Linked DNA regions of Homo sapiens: region 2 is linked to region 1. Evidence: chromatin loops called from intact Hi-C (ENCODE). Cell type or tissue: dorsolateral prefrontal cortex. All regions are shown on one strand. Each heading gives the region's core, and the rest is flanking DNA. Links, peaks and the distances in the headings are about the cores only. Region 1 overlaps BACH2 (BACH transcriptional regulator 2). Region 2 overlaps BACH2 (BACH transcriptional regulator 2).

The links. Peaks named below come from ENCODE experiments on the same cell type or tissue, not always from the same donor. Only the 100,000 strongest peaks of a DNase experiment are listed, where the experiment ranks them.
Region 2: a loop joins it to region 1, with 2.4 times the contacts of the local background. A loop is called at or near these places in 5 of 110 quality-filtered maps.

The regions. Positions count from the first base shown.
Region 1 is chr6:90,071,910-90,077,291 of GRCh38, forward strand. The region is part of intron 5 of BACH2 (BACH transcriptional regulator 2); the gene reads right to left. Among named protein-coding and RNA genes, the nearest start is that of GJA10, 180 kb to the left of the region's middle. In dorsolateral prefrontal cortex, for the core only: CTCF peaks have their summits at 2,356 and 2,560; a DNase peak (open chromatin) is centred at 2,516; H3K4me3 peaks cover 1,342 bases; H3K27ac peaks cover 2,235 bases.
Region 2 is chr6:90,157,410-90,162,791 of GRCh38, forward strand. All of the region lies in intron 4 of BACH2 (BACH transcriptional regulator 2), which reads right to left. Among named protein-coding and RNA genes, the nearest start is that of BACH2, 140 kb to the right of the region's middle. RefSeq lists an enhancer at 1-404. In dorsolateral prefrontal cortex, for the core only: no CTCF peak of the experiment used is centred there; a DNase peak (open chromatin) is centred at 2,904; H3K4me3 peaks cover 985 bases; H3K27ac peaks cover 2,496 bases.

The sequences.
Region 1 (5,382 bases), core at 321-5,320:
AAAGGGCTTCATCCTCACGGTATTCACATTGAGCAGACTGAGGAGGAGGAAGAAGAGGGATTGGTCTTGCTGTCTCAGGGGTGGCAGAGGCAGAAGGGGTGGAGGAGGTGGAAGGGAGGCAGAAGAGGCAGGTACACTCAGTGTAACTTCTATCGAGAAAAAAATCCACGTATATGTGGACCCACGCACTTCAAACCTGTGTTGTTTAAGGGTTAATTGTACTATGTTCTCCTGTTTTAAGAAGTATCTGTTGCATGGAGTTGAAAGTTCTTCAACTTGTTTACTGTATTAAGTGAGCATCAAATAGCCAAAGCACTGGCAATGTTACTATAATAAGTAGTTTTGGAGGTTGTGCCTCTACTTGAGTGAACTGTTTGATTAGGTTAGAAAAGCAAATGGTACCCTAAGTATCAAAAGGCAGCCAAAGGTCACTCAGGGCCACAGGCTGGACCACAGTGCTCCAGGGTCTTTGCCCCATTATGAGCTGATCTGTTTTTCCCTTCAATGCCTCCAGCCAGCAGTGTTGAAATGAGATATTTTAGGATTTCCAAACTATTTCTAAGGCTGTTAGTCACAAACTCTTATCAAGGCAGTTTTCTCAGGTTGGTTAGCAGACAGGCTCAGAGCCTCACCTTTGCAGGTCAAAGCTCGAGAAACCCTCCACATGATAATTCACGCATCTGTTATTTTTTTACCTGTCCCTTCTCTGCCTTTAGCTTCTCAGTCATCCAACCCCGCCTCTGTGAAAAGTGCACAATGACTCAAGGCTTTTCTTAGGCCTCTGACAGGTGAACAAAGAAAAACACCTTTCACAAATCCATTCTATCAAGGGATAGAAGAAGAGAGAACAGAGCCTTCAGTAAAGAACCCTAAACATCCCACCAGAAAGTCCCAAACAACCCTGAAAAGTGAGAATAAAACTACCAAAAGCTGACAGAGGGTAACAAGCATTATTTCCAACCCACACTTGTCCTTCTAAAAAAAACCAACCCGCTACTGAAAAAACCCCTGAAATGTATGAAATCTAACATCGTTAACATATTTCCTGTCCTCACATAGCTTATAAAAATGTTTCTGAGCTTTTCCCTGGCTCATTTACAACGATGAGAAGGAGCAAAAAGGAAATGCAACAGATGGTACTGAGGGAGGAGGTACTACCATCCTCGCTCACAGTCATCCATCTTCGCAGTAAGTTATCCCCGCTTGGGCGAGGTTTCAAACGTTTTTCAGATGTACCAATGGCGTATTCTTGCTCGAGAACAATGAAGATGAGGCTCCTTTAAAAAGCTTCAGGTTAGAAGGCATGTTTACTACTGTCTATTTTTGTTGTTTCTAAAAGAGATCACCTCAGCTTTCCCTCTGAACCTCCCCAAACTGACTCTGCGAGAATCTAATCTGGTACTGATTTAGAGCTGACAGGTGGTACATGCATAATTAAAGATGACCTAACACAGAATGCTCTCATTCCTGGCATATTATCAGACACTTAAGGAAAGCAATTATCAGTAGGCAATCTTTTCTGTCAACAGAGATCGAGATGAAACATTTCTTCAATTAAGAGAATTCTGCAAGGATGCTGTACATATCCATCTGCAAATACTTGAAAACCTTTAGAGGTTAATACTAAGTCAGCTCAATGAAACACCTTTGGCCAGTTAACACATGCTCTCCTCTCCTCCCACTTTTCCTGGGAGGTCACATTTCAAACATCAAAATCGGAACAATTTTAAGGTGCTGCCAGACACCCTGACATGAGCGGACAAGGAAATCTCTGCATTTTTCTGCCTTGCTGAGGTCTGAAAATATAACAAGTTTTCCTTAAAGGTTCAAAGCAAAAAAGGATAGGGTTCACATTAAAGCAAATTCAATTAAAATTTCCCTTCAGAGCAGGATTATTCCCTCTCCATGCTCCACCCATGTCAGAAGTATTTAGAGAATTATTATCAAGCCTTAAAACTTCGTCTTGAATCTAAGTGATTTAAAGGATTTTTTTCTTTCATTTTGAAGAAATCAATATTACTCAAAGAAAAAAGGGACTTGACAAAAACGGAGGAATTTCCCATTTCAGGTGAAGGAGGGAAGAGGTGCCGCATTTCCTGATAGAATACTGTGCTTTTTATAAATTATAGTGCATGCACTTTGTATAAATGAATGCATTTAAGCTTTCCTTAGAACAGAAATTGCTTTAATGTTATAGTGAGACAAGTGATTTTCTTTTCTTTTTTAAAAGGGTAGTTTATAAGTTAATGGTTTTTTGAAGCCCATGTAAAAACTGCCTTCCACAAGACAGAGAACTTCACAATGTTTGTGGTGCATATTTTGCCACATTTCACAAGAGGTCTTATTGTTTAAATTCTTATAGCCTTATGTCATATGTGAACAAATGACTTTATTGTTCATTTGAACATGTCTTTATAGGATCTCTGGTGGTAGAGCTAGTGTTGTTGTTTGCATTTTTCCCCTCAACAAGCCAGAACAAAAGTCTCTTTTACTGAAGCGCTGGGAACTCAGGGACGATGGCAGTGTGGCAGCAGTTGTCAGTTGGAAACACCATAATGATAATGTAAGTGAAGTGCTCACATTAAGGGGTTGACTTCTGACAAGTCAAGGTCTACAGAAAAGTTTCCGCTACAGCAGACATTATGGTAATGCAAAAACAGAAGTACTTAATAGAATAATTAAGAATCATCCAGTACACTATTACTGCAGTAGGGCTCAATTCCTTTCGAGATATGCTTTCCTTGGAAGAGACTCCATTCAGAATATTAGGGGAAAAATATCAGTAGCCTTTGGGGAGAACATAATCAGATGGGAGGTGGAAGCGATGGCGGGATCATTAATGGGAGATTCAGTAGGACTCAAAGCTCAAGTTCATTATATTCCTTAGAACTAAGAATAGCTTCTGAATGAGTACTCACAATTCTCCACAGACCTATTTCTCCTAAGGAGCTCCCCCTTTCTCCCTTTCCAATTTTAATCTAAGAAAAAGAATAGAATACAGACAGACATGGGTAGGTAAGCAGGAACAAAGGAACCTCTACAGAATGGAAGAGAATCTAAGCTAGTTCCGTTTTAGATGTTGTTAAATCCCTTTGACCAGGATTCAATTTAGAACAACTCAAAAGATACAGTTTGACAGCATGCTGCATCAAGAGGACAGGAGAAAGAAAGAAGTCACAGGTGTAATGTTGTGGCAAACAACAAAATGTTATTTCCCAGTGCATGTCATGGACGAAAAGAACATATAAGATATAAGGCACATACTACCATTAAAGTAAACAGAATACAAAAAGGAAAGATTTTAGTGAGTTTATGTAGGGAGAGACCCTCATTTCTCACACAACTCAGAGTCCCTGACTTTTGTAGGACTTCAGTGAATAAAGCAAAGTCTGTAAGCACAGCCTTTCTATGCTGAGGATGATATATGGCACAAAAACATTTTACATGATGCCTTTTACACTTAGATATTATTTTAGAATCATAAACTAAAAGCGTTTTTAAGGTGGAGGTACCCGGCATAAAATAGATGTATCTTCTTTTTAACCAAGGCTTCTCCTGTCCACACTCAAACCTGGCTTTCCAAGTGTGTTGGCTTTACTATTTTATGATTGGATGAATAAAATAAGACTGTTAACTATGGCTACAAAATAAATTACGATACCCTGACCCCAACAGAGTATTATTTTGGAAAGAAAAAAAGTCAAATCCAAGATATTATTATCGTAACTGCAATCTACTTGTGACCCTGTTTCAGAAAACCTGCCATTTGGAAGCCTTATGGAGACATTTTTCAGAATCTTATGTATTCTCTCTGTTAACTGATCAGAGATACTTCTCAGGTTTCTTTCACCAAGGACAAAATATGACATATACTTAAGAAAGGATGGATATTGTTTCAGGATCTCTATCCATTCAGGAGAAGACACTTGCTTTTTAGTTAAAAAATGACTGTGACTAATTCCAGAGCACCTGGTATTGGCTTTTTCAAGAATGAGCATTTGAAGTCAAACTGGAAAATGGTGACTGGCACATCTGCAATGATCTAGATGATGGTAAGAGACGATCCAGAGATGGTAAGAGACAGATAAACCCAAAAAGGCTGGCCTCACTTTGCTGCAGAGGGATAAAAGAAAATAGAAGAAGCGAAAAAAATGATTTTTCTCTACAAGTCCCACTCTAGGAATCACCTTTGTTAACTTTGAGTTCTTTCACAAAATGAAATGTTATGTGACAATACAATCTGTTTCCCTTAGGGATGGAAGGTGATGAGGGGAGACCAGTGATAGGTGAGATTTAAAGACACGTAAAGGAAGGGTGGAAAAGAAATGCATTATGTTACCGAGCGAATGAGGATTAAATCTTCATAATGCATGTCAGATTCTCACAAAAAGAAAATAAAACAAGGGCAAGCTTTTACTGAACACCTAATATCACCCAGCTGTGAATAAAAGAAAAAGAATCTCACTCTGACCAATTCATACAAATTGACTAATACTTATTCCCTTATGGTCCATGGTAACCCATACTCCAAGCACACATGATGTTCTTTCACATGTACACATTTGTAACTTTCTGTAAACTAATTAGCGAAGGAGAATACAAAATAGGCAGGTATAATGGAAACTAGTGAATTCCATCCCTGAAGCTAGTTGTACTGTAATATCTTCTGCATGGTGCCAACAGCCCCCTTTCCCTTTGCTTGTTCCGACACAATGCCTTCAGGTCTGTCTAAGTAATGTAATTTACTAGAGTGGAATTCCCTCGGTACCCTGTGCAGTACTTGGTGACAGTATCATTTATACTCCACCGTGTCGTGGCCTGACACTGATCCATCCGCCTTCATCCCTCATTCAGAGGAGAGCATGCAATTTCACCTTCCTCCGTGCCCTTCTCTGGTGTGCACGTACACATTCACTCCACTCAGCCCTAATTACAAACCTGGGTTAAAATACTCTCATTAGATTTATATTTCACACTCCAAATGTCAATCTTGTTGAAAATTCCCGTTTTCCGGAGGATTCATCCATTAGCAATAAACTTTAAAGCATTCTGTGACTGAGTGCATTAAACCAGCAATGCGGACATGCACTTAAAATACATCATTAGAGAAAATCTCCATTGCAAATACTTTACACTATTCAACCAAAGGAATAATGAGCCCCGCCTGGCCAGTACCCTCAAACTGCACATGAAGGATAAGTTAAAACTGGCAGTTTTGCAGGAAGGAGCACACAGTGTATCCACAGGATGCATTTCAGAATCTGTCATTCCTTATGAAAGCGTGGGAGGGAATCACAGCCAGAGTCTAATTTATCACCTTCTCTCACCTATTATTTTTACAGAAACTTCGGTCTATGGCAAAGGGCAAGAGGGACGGCGAAG
Region 2 (5,382 bases), core at 112-5,111, 85 kb after region 1:
TCAGATTATTTTCAGAAGCAAAAAACTTTGAATTGACCTAAACAGTAAGTAAATTTATTATTTTACACGACAGAGTTGCCTGGAAGTAAAGCCAACCCAGGACTGGTTTAGCCCACAGCTCACTGATATCCTCGAGGGCCTGGGTTCTTTCCATCTTTCGGTCCTATTTTGTAGGTTCCAGGGAAACCCATACCGCTGTGCATGAGCCAAGCTGATGACCAGATCTTGTATATCTAACAACAAATTCACCCACTGGATCAGGAACTGGGGCTGGGACCAGCTGCCCGAGCAGATGGCCGCTTAGAGGAGAGGAAATACTCCAACCAAATCAGGGTTGCACCAGCTAGAAAGGGGCTAATGGCCATTGAGTGAGCCCCTGGAGATATCCACGATGGTCATTTGAAAGGTATTCATTGAGCACCTACTATATGTCCACTCCTGTACTGATCACTAGAAACACAGAGACCAGGAACTGCCTGCACATAGACAATAATGAGGAAGGCAGACATTAATGAAATAATTATACAAATAAAGATAAAATTGCAACTGTATTAAGTGCGATGTTGGAAAGGTATGTGGTGTCATGAGAGCGTTAACTGAGGGGGAGGTGATGCCTCTCTGATGAAGGGATATGGAGCTGCTGGGGAAGGGGCATGGAGAAACATTTCAGACAAAGGGAGCACAAGCAGTGGCCAAGTAGAAGGATGGGGTATGGCACATTCAAAAACTGTCCCCAGATGGAAGACAGTGAGGGTGAGCTTGGAGTAAGACGGAGCTAAAGAGGTAGGCAGGAGCCAGTCCATATGAGTTGTATACAACAGAAGATAAGATTAACAAACATCTTTTTAAATTTTAAAAATATTAGACCATTTGTTCACATAAAGTTTTACACAAACAAAAGCTCTAAAATGCCTTGGTGCACAATGTAGTGTGACTATCAAATGGCCATTCCCCTTCCTTGCAAAATGCATACTTCTAGCCATTTCACTTACACTATCTCATCGAGAAGAAAGGCAGGTGTGGGAGGCAAGGCACAGGTAGACCCAGGAGCGGGGTTGAAAGATGAAGCCACACAGTCATAACTGATTGGGACAGGAAGAAAATAATTAAAGAGGCCAAGCTAGGAAAGGGACATCAGGAAGAGCGTGGCTTTGAGACAGGGTTGAACAGGATCAGGGGCCTGGGCAGGGGCTTCATGATGTGTAGTAAGTAACGAGAGACGGGTGGTTGAGCTGGGGGATGGGAAAAGACCCAGGAGCACAGGGCAGAGTCCAGAATTTACTTCCCTCTCCTATTCTAGGGAGGTAACGATATGGAGATGGCAGAACTCAGTCTCCCTCTGTGTCTTCTTTTGGTGGGGGGGGGGCACTTACTCACATAGCAAGAGGTTACACAAAACTATTCAAGGGAAAGTGCCACAAAGTCCTCTCTCAGCAAATGAAAATATGCTTCAGAAATAAACAACACTGCCACTCCCTCATGGGGCTGAAAAATATCATCTCTTAATTTGATTTCTTAGCACTAATAAACTACATCATAATCTCTCAATAGCTGAGTATAAATGGTCGAATTAACCATCTTCTGCCCTTCAAATACTTAATTTCCATGGTGACTAATTATGCATTTCTTTTACCACATGGATGGGCAAGTAACTAAATGGGCTCTATCTTCTAAAGCAGACATTTAACGTGTGACAAAGTCCTCTCAGATAAACTTGTCTCTTTTGAAATGAGATAACTAATTACTGGGTAAGACAGCAGAATCGTTTCCCTACTGGGAAATCAACTACGTGGTCTAGTAGAATGAAAGGCACGGACCATGGCAAATCAGGTCTGCAAAAACAGTAAACAAAACAAGCCAACAGAACAATTAACACATGTGGAAAAAGCCAAATACAGTATCCACTGCACAGCTGATTTGATTTTAAGACAACTGAATATGTGTTTCAGAAAGAAAGGGAAAAGAGTGAAAATATATGGAAGTATAAGAAAAGAAACAAAACATCCTAAAAGTAAAATAAGGCAACTAAAGGCAAAGGAAAACTTTTATATACGCAGACCTCATAGACTACACAAATCCCTTTGTCTGCATTCTCTAGAGAATTAAGAAATGGTCACTATACATATATTTTATTGCTCAGGAAGGAAGTCCACATCTCTTCCAGAATTCTAACTATTAAATACACAAAGCATTGAGCCATGCAGATAATTCTCTTTTCAAAATAGGGACATAACCTATTTTCTCTAGATCAGATGTAGCTGGCTAACTGAGAGCCCATAGCTATTGTGGTAACCAGGAGAAAAGGAAATGGATGATTAAAGTAAATCTAATTCAATAAGCTAGTGACATTGTACTGTACAAAACTGGGGATGGGAAAGAGGCGGATACAGGCCAAAGGAGGAATAGTGCTTATTTTGTTCCTTTTGAATTTTATCAAATTGTGTATATATTTGTGACTTTTACCCTAAGGAGCATAAAAAACTGACAATAAAAGATTATCTGAATGGAACATTGGTTTTTGGTAAGTGTCAAGCACAAAAGGAATCATAATTTTTTTCAACGAGCTTTCAAAGTATGTATGCTCTTGACATCTGCTGATAAGCTGCAGTTTCCTCCTAAAAACTTAAAGCTTCTCTAAATTCAACATAAGCTTGCTTTCAGTATCTGCAAAATATATGTGGATAAAATTGAAGTTTTCAAAAGGGAGTTACCATAGAAACACACAACTCCCTAAAAGAGCAGTCCATCATCTCTTAAGGGGAACCGTCATCACAGACATGTATTCAGTATCTCTCTGTGCACGTGAGGCCTTAGACAATACACAAAGGACAGTCAGCACTTGCACACTGGACAAATACAGAAATTAGATAAGCCAAGTCCTTACTCTAAGTAAGCAAGGCGGGGATGAGGCCCTTTGTGTATGTGCATGTGTGGGCTGTAGGGGACAGGAATCATGTGAGCTGGATCCTGTGATGCAGCTAAAATGCAGCCATCATAACATTTATTTAAAACACAATTCTATAACAATCTGGCCAGTGCACACAGTTATCACTATGGACTGTTTTCTGTGAATTCTTTTAAAATGAGGATCTAAGTACTAGAAGCAGCACGTACAAAAATAGTTTTATTTTTACTAGCAGAGTAGACTCAAGCTAAAAATAAACTAAATGGGAATTTTGTACTGCAGACTTTTCAAAAACAGTGTCTGTATACCTAAGACAAACACCACCTCTTAATTAGAAATTTCTGTAAAGCATTCCAAAAAGGCCACACTATTTTCAGTCAGACTATATGGTTCTTCAGACTTGGTTTCTCTTGAGACAAAAGAACCCCATGGAGACGACATCTAAGTTGGAGTCTTCACTTAAACCACTTATGGTCTTTATGAAAGGATTTTTGGGCCAGGCACGGTGGCTCATGCCTGTAATCCCAGCACTTTGGGAGGCCGAGGCCGGTGGATCACGAGGTCAGGAGATAAAGACCATCCTGGCCAACATGGTGAAACCCCATCTTTACTAAAATACAAAAATTAGCTGGGCGTGGTGGCGTGCGCTTGTAGTACCAGCTACTCTGGAGGCTGAGGCAGAGGAATTGCTTGAACCCGGGAGGCGGAGCTTGCAGTGAGCCGAGATCGGGCCACTGCACTCCAGCCTGGCGACAGAGCGAGACTCCGTCTCAAAAAAAAAAAAAAAAAAGGATTTTTGCCCTTAAAGAAGCCAAATCATTACACAGCCCTTTTACAATGGGACAGATCTAACTGGAAGGAAAAAAAAGATATACTTTTAGGCACTGTGCCCCAAAAAACTCAGCAATTAAAGTTTGGGATTAAAAAAAGTTAAAGCTATCTAAACTGAGGTTTGTATAGAAATGTGATTATTTTTGCAGGTGTATTATCTGTGATTGGTACTAATGATTTGCAAATCATATTAATGACCATAATAATGATATTTTTTCTAATGAAACACAGCACTTTACAAACATTAAGTATTTAATCCCTGTTAGGTAAATTACAGCTACTCTTAACCACATCTTACAAATGGTAATACTGATATCACTATTCATGATTTGCCCCAAATCACAGATGACTAACATCAGAATTTATTTTAAATAAATATAAACAATAAAGTACACATGTGCTTATTTGCATGTGTGAGTATACAAAGCATCATGATTAGGCATAGTTAAGCAACTGATTAGAAAGTCATTCAAGGTCTCACTTAAAAACCAATCAAGTTAAATCTAGGTAATACAGGCCTAGTACCATCAGTTGGCATTATTCTGGGGAAAAAAAATATCAGAATGCTTAGCAACTCAGAATGCTTAACATCCTACCTTTCCACTGCAACCTGTAACAGACAACGGCCAGTGGCCCACAATGCCAGTGCCAACCACAGACAGGATGGATGGCTCTGGAACCATTAGAAGGCACCATTCAAATAGACAATGGTACCAACCAGCGTCTCGATGGTGGTTATAGGTCTGAAAATGTGTACTAAAAGAAGCGGAACCTCTGGCCGATGAATTTATTTGGATTTCATGGCTATTAGTACTCTGACTTCCACATAACCTTTGAGATTCAGACTGAGCAGGAGTTCCTCAGAGAAGCTTCTCTGAGCCCTGAGCCGGACCCAACAATGCTGCTCCAGAGAATGTCTTCAGACTCCACCCCAGAGCTTCTTCACGATTTTTGGACACTGGCTTTCTTGAAAGCTTCCCAATAGGATCAAACTTCTTAAGGGCAGGAGCCATACTGTCTTGTGCCTGGACAATGTTTATAAATTGATGGAGCTTTATAAATGTTGAATAAGTCAATGAGCATAGGACTAAATTTATTTAAATTACTAGTGCTCTCATCTATCAGAAAATTTGTTCTTTCGGTGAATATATAATTAAAATGGTGTGGGTTAAAAGAAAGTTCCTGATTATCACAAAAAATTCAGAGACCAGGGCCAGGTGTGGTGGCTTATGCCTGTAATCCTAGCGCTTTGGGAGGCCAAGGCAGGAGGACTGCTTGAGCTCAGGAGTTCAAGACCAGTCTGGGCAACATAGTGAGACCTTGCTGCTACAAAAAATTTTTTAAAAATTAGCTGGGCGTGGTGGCACACACCTGTGGTCCCAGCTACTTGGGAGTCTGAGGTGGGAGGATCACTTGAGCTCAGGAGGTTGGGGCTGCCGTGAGCTGTGATCATGCCACTACATTCCAGTCTGGTCACGAGAGCAAGAACCCTGTTTCAAAAAATAAAAAATAAAATAAAAACAAAAAATTCAGACACCAGAGATTTGTCTACTAATATGCATTTTAATTTTCTAAGGACAAGCAAGCAAAGAATGATCATGATTTTCTGAATTTAAAATCCAGGGGTGAAGGAACTACCCAGACAT